Linked DNA regions of Homo sapiens: region 2 is linked to region 1. A link is a contact called in ENCODE Hi-C or POLR2A ChIA-PET data. All regions are on one chromosome and are shown on one strand. The core of a region is the stretch at or near the end of the contact, and the rest is flanking DNA. Distances in the headings are between cores, read along the strand shown.

Region 1 (4,400 bases), core at 137-2,636:
CACACCGGTACAAGGGGCTAGAGTCTTGCAACTTTTTGCAGGCCTAGATATCTGTTTAAAATATGATGCTAAGCAGGTCATTTGATAAAGCATTTTGAGCACATTGATGCCTTCATTCTACACCAACGATGTGTACAAACACCCCGGTTTCCTTTTTCCCCACCACTTCCACCCCTTCCACACATTTCAGGAACTGCAATCTCCAACAGAACCTCTGGGGGGTGAAAGGGCAACCCTTAGCCAACCGCGGCAGATAACACATAACAATTTCTAAGGGGGAAAGTGAGAGGAGGTAACAATCAACAATGGTGAAGAGAACTGTGGATAGGGGCACCGTGGCGGCCCTTTCTAAACGAAGAACCAGGTATTTTCTTCAAGGGAAAAAAAAATCTAATTGTCCCCCCAGGCAGCGCTTTACCCACAGTGCTTTATGTATAATGCAGAATTTAGCAGCACTGGGAATTATCTCAATCACTATCATTCAGAGGTGCCTATTTTATAAAAAGCCTTTATCCCTTTTGAAATGGAAAAAGGTGCGTGCATTGTGGAGGTACTAGAGCTCTTTAGAGCCCACACAGAGCTGCAAACTAGGCAGACACCGCCGAGAGCCAAGTTTCCCGGGCAGGCGGGCAGGTTCCCGCCCCGCCGAGAGCTGCCGCTTAGGAGTTCCGCGTTGGCTTCGCTCCCGCGGCTGCACCCGCGTTCGCGCCGCTCCTGGTGCCCGGCGCCCACCTCGGGGCTACACAAATAAATCTGAGTGAGAGAGCTAGTGAGGGTGGCGCGTGGGGTGCTGTTTCATAATCTCCTGGAATCCACGGGAAAACCGTCTCCTATGCAAAGACATGCCTTCCCGTGATAACTTAACATTCCATGGCCCAAAAGCCAATCTTTCCACCAGACGGGAATTACGGTTTCCGACTGACAGCTCAAAACTTAACTGCTGAGGCTCCAAACTTGACACTGGCTCCCTCTCAGCACTCCCACTCCTTTTCTCCCTGGCTCACCCGGCTCGGCTCGGGATCACACACCACGCCGGCCTCCCCCGCATCCTCTTGTCTCACCCGGCAGGCACAGCCCTGCACGCCCCAGCTGCAAGTCCCAGGGAGCGCCGGCTTCCCCGGGGCACCGGGCGCGATTTTTCCTGGAGAGCCTGGGAGCTCCCGGGCGCGCCCTACTCACTTGTGTCTTCTTCATAAGGAAAGGCAGCGCTGCGATCCAGCACAAACAGTGGTGTGGCGACTCCGTTTAGCTGTTCTGGAGCTCCAGCATATTGCACGAACAGCGGCGGCAGATAGTCCACGCATTGGGTAGCCCGAGCGCAGCGCCCTCTCCACTGTCCCTGCTTCCCGCAGCGCTTCTAGTCTCGGCGCGAGGCGGCGAGCGAAGCCCGGCTGCTGAGCCGCCGGCGCTTTTATACAGTTCCCGCCCGCCTGCTCCGGACACGCCTCCTTCCCTTCCGGAGCCCGGGGTAGGCGAGAAGCAGGCAAGGGCGCGGAGGGAAGAATCGGGAGGGCGGCCAGAGCACGGTAAATGCCCCAGAAGTTTGGCAGATTAGGCCAACCTTGTCCGCTCGCCTGGGGGCCCCGGACCTGCACTGGCGGGAGACCGCGAAGGCGCGGGGACGCAGAGGGCGAAGCTTGGTACCCTGCAGCTACTGCTCGCGAGGAGTCCCAGCTTACCCTCCCGGATCCGCTGGGGCTCACCTGGCACCCCCGGGGACAGACGAAATACCTCGCGCGCCAGAGAGGGCTCGGAGCTCCCTCTGTTATACAAAGTCGGAGAGGGAGAGGAGTCCGGGAGGTTCGGAGCAAAGAATTCACCCTGCCTGCCTTAGAGAAATAAAGTTTAATTGCGATCTGTAGTTAGGCCATTGTCCTATCACCTCTATTTTTTAAAAAAAACAATTACTTTAGTGAATGAATATTTAATAATTACAAGAATTGTTGACTCAAGGTTAAGTATTGCAAGGGGAGACGCTTCATTTGGAATGGTTTGTTACTGTGTCTTTAGAAATTAAGATTGAAAGAGAAGCGATAGATTATTAAACTACAGGTCGCCAACACAGCAAGGCTTTGAAAGTTGTACTTTTTTGAACGGAAAGATAATGCAACCACAATAATAATAGCTAACATCATTATGTGATGCACTTATTCATGTGCCAGGTGCCAGACTAAGAACTTCGCATAGATTATCTCATTAAATTCTTTCATCAAATCTATTAGTGTAGATCTTATTATTTTATTCCCATTTTATGGACGATGAAATACAAGGTTAATTTTCTTGACCAACCATATCTAGTAAATGGCAGAGCTCTAATTTAAACCTGGAGCTCCAGCTGTACAGTCTTAAAAAATACTTCAAATATTTTATTGATTCTCCAGAATGTGTCTGTTTTTGTTTGTATAACTGGAGAACATTCCAAAGCATTTCATTAATTTTTTAAAAGAAAATATTAGCTGAACATTAACATCAGTGATCTTTAAAAGAAAGAATAATGTATGAGTTTAGGAATTAGTTATTTTAATAATAGAGTAGGAGTCCAAATTTGCTTTAATTAGTTCCGGTGCGTTTGTTAAACATGAATATGCCAAACCTGTAATCAGGGCGAAGCTTGTTTATTTCACTCCAGATGTGCTGACTTCTGTGATTTCCCCAAATGTGGGAAACTCGACTGCATAATTTAGTGGGGGACTGCGTTCTCACTTTCTCATGTTAGAAAAAATATGTATAGACAGCACATCAATCATGATTCCAAGTTGATAGTTGCTTAGAAAGATTTTTATACATTAGGTACTCTTAGTACAAATATATCGAACATCAAATATCAAAATGAGCTTAATTTGGATACTGGAGGCATAGCAAATGATTGTTTTTTTTTTCTTCAAGATTTATTTTTATTTTTTATTTTTTAGATGGAATCTCGCTCTGTCTCCCAGGCTGAAGTGCAATGACGCAATCTCGGCTCAATGCAGCCTCCGCCTCCCAGGTTTAAGCGATTATCCCGCCTCAGTCTCACAAGTAGCTGGGATTACAGGTGCCCACCACCACGCCCAGGTATTTTTGTTGTTGTTGTTGTTGTTTTAGTAGAGACGGGGTTTCACCATTTTGGCCAGGCTGGTCTCGAACTCCTGACCTCAGGTGATCCGCCTGCCTCAGCCTTCCAAAGTGCTGGGATTACAGGCGTGAGCCACTGCACCCGGCCCCTTTAAGGCTTTTTTGAAGTGGAGAATTTTATTTTTTTTCTCCAGCTTTATTAAGTTATATTTGACAAAAATAGTATCTATTTACCACGTACAATGTGATGTTCTGCTTATGTATACATTGTGAAATTATTAAATCAGGCTAAATAGTATATCCATCACCTCACATACTCATCATTTTTGGGAGCTGAGAGTATTTAACATCTACTCTTTGTAGTTTTGGAGTACCTCAGTATATTCAGGGGATTGATTCCTAGACCTTTCAGGTATACCAAAATCTACATATATTCAAGTCCCACAGTCAACCCTGCAGAACGTGCAGACACAAAAGTCAGCCCTGCTTATACATGGGTTTTACATCTCTAGAACACTGTATTTTCCATCTGAGTTTGAAAAAAAAATTGCATATAAGTAGACCCATACAGTTCAAACCTGTGTTGTTCAAGGGTTAACTGTATACAGTACATTAACTGTAGTTATCATGCTGTACAATAAATCTCCAGAACTTATTCATCCTGTCTAACTAAAACTTTGTACCCCTTTACCACCATTTTCCCCCCAAGAAAAGAAATATTTAGTGTCAATATAAACTCACTTTCATGTATAACATTAAGTAAATAACAAGTAGTACTAAAGGAGGACAGATACGACAAAAATAATCAAAATGGTATGAGAGTTACTGAAGCCTGGGAATCATAAATCTAACCATACGGATTTTATGAGACCAATAGAAAGGAATGGCCTAATTTGTTGTACCAGGTTTAAAGAAACAAGGCAGTGTTCCTAACAGAAATTCAGTTCAATTTCTTTTCATTCAACTCAATAATACATGCTACGTTCATCTCCTACAATGCATTCTCATTCTCCTCTCTCTTTCTCCCTCTTTCCATTTTTTTTCCCTCTCAGTTCTGTCTCCTCCTCCCACCTCCACCATTCCCTGGTTCTAGCTTTCTTAATATCACTGACTTTCTCATACGTAACTGTATCTTTTGTTTCCCTCATACTGCTGCATTACAGTTTTGTTGTGTAATAATGTTACTTGAATCAAGAGAATGTCGAAGCAAATATCCAAGGGATTAGAAAGAGCTAATATGCAAATGAAAGATTTTGGGTAGGCTTATATGGAAGTCACAAATGGGTCAGAATGACTGAGATCTCTCCTTAAGACTGGCTTTTGATAGGGGATGCAGGCCAGCATTC
Region 2 (4,430 bases), core at 1,175-3,674, 540 kb before region 1:
AAATAGATCTGTACATTTTGGTAGTGTTTAGAATGCCTGGAGTCTTACCTTCTCTACCTTTTTAAACTCTCTTTTCTTTTCCTTCTCCCTCAGCCCCTTTTTTCTTTTCCTTATTCTCTTCAGTTCTATTCTTTACTGTTGTGAATTTCATTCTGGTCTTAAAAAAAAAAAAAGCTGTTACGGCCAGGCGTGGTGGCTCACACCTGTAATCCTAGCACTTTGGGAGGCAGAGGTGGGCAGATCATGAGGTCAGGGGTTCAAGACCAGCCTGACCAACATGATGAAACACTGTCTCTACTAAAAAAAATACAAAACCTAGCTGGGCGTGGTGGCACACGCCTGTAATCCCAGCTACTCAGGAGACTGAGGCGGGAGAATCGCTTGAACCCAAGCCGTGGAGATTGCAGTGAGCCAAGATTGAGCCACTGCACTCCAGCTTGGGTGATAGAGCGAGACTCCATCTAAAAAAAAAAAAAAGCTATTACAGCCCTATGAGGATGATTACTCCTGTAATGAAGAATGATGGGAAATTTGTCTCCAGGGCTGGAAGTAGGCCTGAAAATTCTGTAAGTACTTTGTGTTGGCCAAAGCAGGCTCACATTGTGTGTCTTTCATCTTTGATGCTTACTAGAGCACTAACATATTAGTCAGAGAAGAAAGACTTTCTTCTATTTTGTAATCCTGTGACACCACTTTAAGTACAGTGGCTGGTAGCAACTCCTTGGTGACCCTTCAGAATTATGAGAATCGGGCAAAGTTGATGGCTGCTACCCGTCAGAGCAGGAGTCCAGTTTATAACCGTGAGTTGATCCTGTGCCTCTCCCCTGATGAGGATTTGTGTTTCTGCCAGAAGCTTTGCTCCAGGTACTGATGAAACCAAAGTTTTGGAAATAGAAAGTGCTTCCTGAGAGATGACTAGCTTTGCAACTACTATTCAAAGAATAAGTAGAGTGTGTTTTAGAAGATGAGTATTTCCCACAAATGACAGAATGTTGGACTTAAAAGGTTCTGTGGCAGTTTGGGAGGTGACAGTTGATAGTTGTGAAAGTTGTTGTCTCTGAGATTCGTGAAACACGCCGCTTTTTAGAATGCCTCTGAAAGAACAAAGAAGTCACTGGCACTCGACTATAATATGCTAAAAAGTTTCTGGTTCCAACAGCACACAGCCAGCATCAGGTGTTTTCTTTTTTGATAAATGCAGGCGGGGTGTGATGTGGGAGAACATTTTGTGTTTTCCTGTGAGAAAAAGATAGTAGAAAAGAAAGTAAACACTTTGAAATGGCAAATCTCTTTCTTCCTCCCTCCCCTCTGAATCCAGTAATCAAAAAACTGTGAACTTTTTTTAAATTTTATTTTTTTTCACTGTCAGTATTCAATATAACTGTGAACTTTTTAAAGGAAGATGTTTTATTCTTTGAGAACCCCCTTACTAGTTAGATACCTCTAAGTGAGATATAGTTGTTTAATTTTTCCAAGGGCTAAGTCAGTAACATGCTGGACAGTTGAGTACATGCAGATAAGACAAAGAAATGAGACCTGGGCCTAGTCCAAGCCCATAAAGGATGGCAGTAAAGTCAAAATTCCCCTACAACTTCAGGCTAGGAACTACTACATTCAATGAGATGGAAAGGCTACTATTCCTAAATATTTAGTATTTATTTTATTTAGTCATTGTCCATCTTATCACTTACCCTCAAAATATTCTTTTGAGCAGTAAGTTAAGGCTGTTTTTAGCTCGCAGTTGATTGACTACCATTACTCAAGCCATTTGGGCTGTTGGAGCTCACCTTTAATTAAACAAGATTCTTATGAAAAACTTGAGAATGAAATCTGGTTGTAGGTATTCCTGTACTTTTGGATTAGTCTAAGGCTGAAATTTCGCACTCACTCCGAAAAGAACATCAGAATCATTTCGACCATGCTATGCTGCACAATAAGGAGTAGTTCAAACGACAACTTTTTTTGATCCCAGGTGTTTTATTATAGGGTTTTCTGATAGTCTTACCGGAAAGGAAGTTTTCATTCTGCTTGGGAATCTGGGGATGTCTCTAGCCATTTCTAAACTTCTACAGTGCTTCCCCCACGAACTAAAGATAACAGGCAAGCAGTTTCCATTGGAACTGTGTTAAATCGACATCTGAAATGTTCATTGCTTATAATTTGATCTTATTTAATTTCCCAAAAAATCATTAGTTACTAGGTATTGCTAAGTACCCACGTTCGGGAAACGCATCTTTTTTTTTTTTTTTTCACGGTTATTAAAACCGAGGGTGGGGGGCGGAGGACGCACGTGGGAACCCACCAGGCGCCTCAGCTTCTGCACTACAACTCCCAGAAGGCGCCGCGGCCAGGAAGCCGCTTCTGGACGGGCGTTCCCGCCCCTCGCTGGGCTTGGTAGTTGGGGCGCAGCCGCGGTGGCTGGGCGCGGAGTGTGCGTGGCCTGAGCCGTGCGGGTGACTGCTTCAGGGCTTCTCCGCGACTGGACCGGGCGCCGCTCGAAAGCACGCCCTCCATTCGCACTGCTTGTTGGGCTCATCATGAAGCGCTTGGGCTCCGTGCAGCGGAAAATGCCGTGTGTGTTTGTGACGGAGGTGAAAGAGGAGCCTTCCTCCAAAAGGGAGCATCAGGTACGGAGGAGCGCCGGGCAGGCTTGGCGGCCCGCGTGGGCTCCTCCCCGCGGCGCTGGCTCAGTGCGAACCCGGCGAGGGCGGCTGGGCGCTTTAGAACTGCCCTGCAGGCCAGGAACCTCTGTAGGTTTCCCTGGGGAGGTCTGGGGTGGGAGTTCCGTACGCCCTGAGCTCCAGGTTCTTGTACTTTTCTTAGTTGTGAGGGAGGGAATTTGCGAAAGAATTTTCCTTATCAGGAGATTCAAACTTGTCCTCGCAAGGAAATGGATAACTCACATCCACAGCATGTCCCTTCCTTTTCAGGTCAGCACCTTTTGGGGAAACCCCCTAATCAGGTAATTGCCACAGTCCAAGCTTTACTACTTTTCAAGAGTGCAGTAAGAAAGGGTGGATATTAGAAGACTTGCTTTACCTGTTCTGTCCGAACCAGTGGCGGTGTTGACAGTAGCCTAATTAGGTCACTGAAGTTCACACCTCATATTACCAGTAATTACTTAATTTATTCTAACTTTGGTGTTCTCAAGGTTTTCTGTTGCAGCAACGTGTTTTCCATAGTGTGCCCTCGGTAAATGCTAGTGAGTAACCTATATTTGGGTAATTTTTTCATATTGTACTATAAAACGTTGTAGTCTTTGATCAGTAGAATCCCCAGTGATTAGTTGGGTGCTTCCCAACTTTGCTGATTTCAAACAAAACCAACATGTCCATTGGAAATCCACCTCACTTGAGTTTCATCATTGGCACTGGCTTTCTCGTCTTCTGGACTAAAACTTGTTTAAGGCAAAGATTGCCCTGTTATCTTTAGTCCCAGCTTCTAGGACCTGGCACGTGGTAGGCACTGGATAAATATTTGTTGAATTAAAGAATGAACCCTGGAATCATTTCATGCCAGTTTTCCATTCACCTTGATGCTTTTTACCTTATAGCATCTGATCTTTTCCTGCTTTCTAGTGCTGTCACAGCTGTTACAGTTAATATTTCATGTCCTGCTCATTGCACCACCTAACTGGTCTTACTTGCCACTCAGACTGATCATCACCATGTTCTTTCCTCGTCAGAATACCACAGTTATTACTCAATGTTTGTAGCAGTAATTGGCTTTTTTTTTTAGCTGTAACAAATGTAATCCATATGAAACATTATCATCTGTTTTAGTATTTCACTCTACTGTGATTTTCAACTTCGTATGTTTGAGGGGAGTAGTTTGTGAAAGTATTCTCCACCAGGGAAAATAAGCAGCCCCTTCTCTTACCTCTCTGCAGTTAAGAACAGCTTACAGTATCGTTTATAGCATAGCATCCACATTCTTAATTATAATTCAGGGCCTCCCACTAATGAGGCTCAATCTACCTTCCATCGTCCTTAAAGTGGATTCTGTTTTAACCATCTATTTCATCCTGTGAACATATCAACCACAATCCTGTCTCATATTTTTGCTCAGACTGTTCACTCTGGATCACCTCTAGAGTGTTTTTAATTTTTCAAGTCAGTTCTTCTCCATAAAATCTTATCAATTTAGCCATTTCAGTGATTTCCCCTACCCAGAAATTGTAGAGGGCCACTCAATTGATATTCACTATTTTAATACACGTACCTTGTTTTTCCGGTAATAGTCTAAAGCCTTTTATGACAGGTGGAGAAGGAGAACTTTGTGTACCCCTCAGTGTCTCGTGTTGTCCTTTGGATATGTCGATAGCAAAGAGCAGATGATTGATTTTTATGGAAGGAATGTTTATACTCATCAGGAGCTCCATGGGGCAGAGTAATCTTCCCCCCCACATAGGATCTTTGATAAATTTAGAT

What was found. Hi-C counts contacts between places; a loop is a spot of excess contacts on that map. ChIA-PET counts read pairs that join two places held with the same protein, here RNA polymerase II (POLR2A). Pooled maps may share reads with other maps.
Region 2: a map with no recorded cell type shows a loop between it and region 1 (3-fold over the local background). The contact joins the promoter of RLIG1 here to the promoter of KITLG in region 1. A Hi-C loop is called at or near these places in 1 of 37 single-sample maps with no recorded cell type and 4 of 50 pooled maps. POLR2A ChIA-PET finds 5 or more read pairs at or near these places in 1 of 52 experiments (H1).

What each region holds. Positions count from the first base shown.
Region 1 is chr12:88,579,085-88,583,484 of GRCh38, forward strand. It overlaps KITLG (KIT ligand), which reads right to left and starts at 1,387. Exons shown (of 10, transcript NM_000899.5): 1 at 1,180-1,387. The coding sequence starts at 1,194. LOC105369885 (a long non-coding RNA gene) reads left to right here and starts at 1,452. Exons shown (of 4, transcript NR_188177.1): 1 at 1,452-1,526; 2 at 2,913-3,054. It also overlaps the pseudogene RNU1-117P.
Region 2 is chr12:88,033,112-88,037,541 of GRCh38, forward strand. It overlaps RLIG1 (RNA 5'-phosphate and 3'-OH ligase 1), which reads left to right and starts at 2,425. Exons shown (of 7, transcript NM_001009894.3): 1 at 2,425-2,627. The coding sequence starts at 2,538. LOC107984542 (a long non-coding RNA gene) reads right to left here and starts at 2,385. Exons shown (of 3, transcript XR_007063395.1): 1 at 2,303-2,385; 2 at 600-1,236; 3 at 1-157.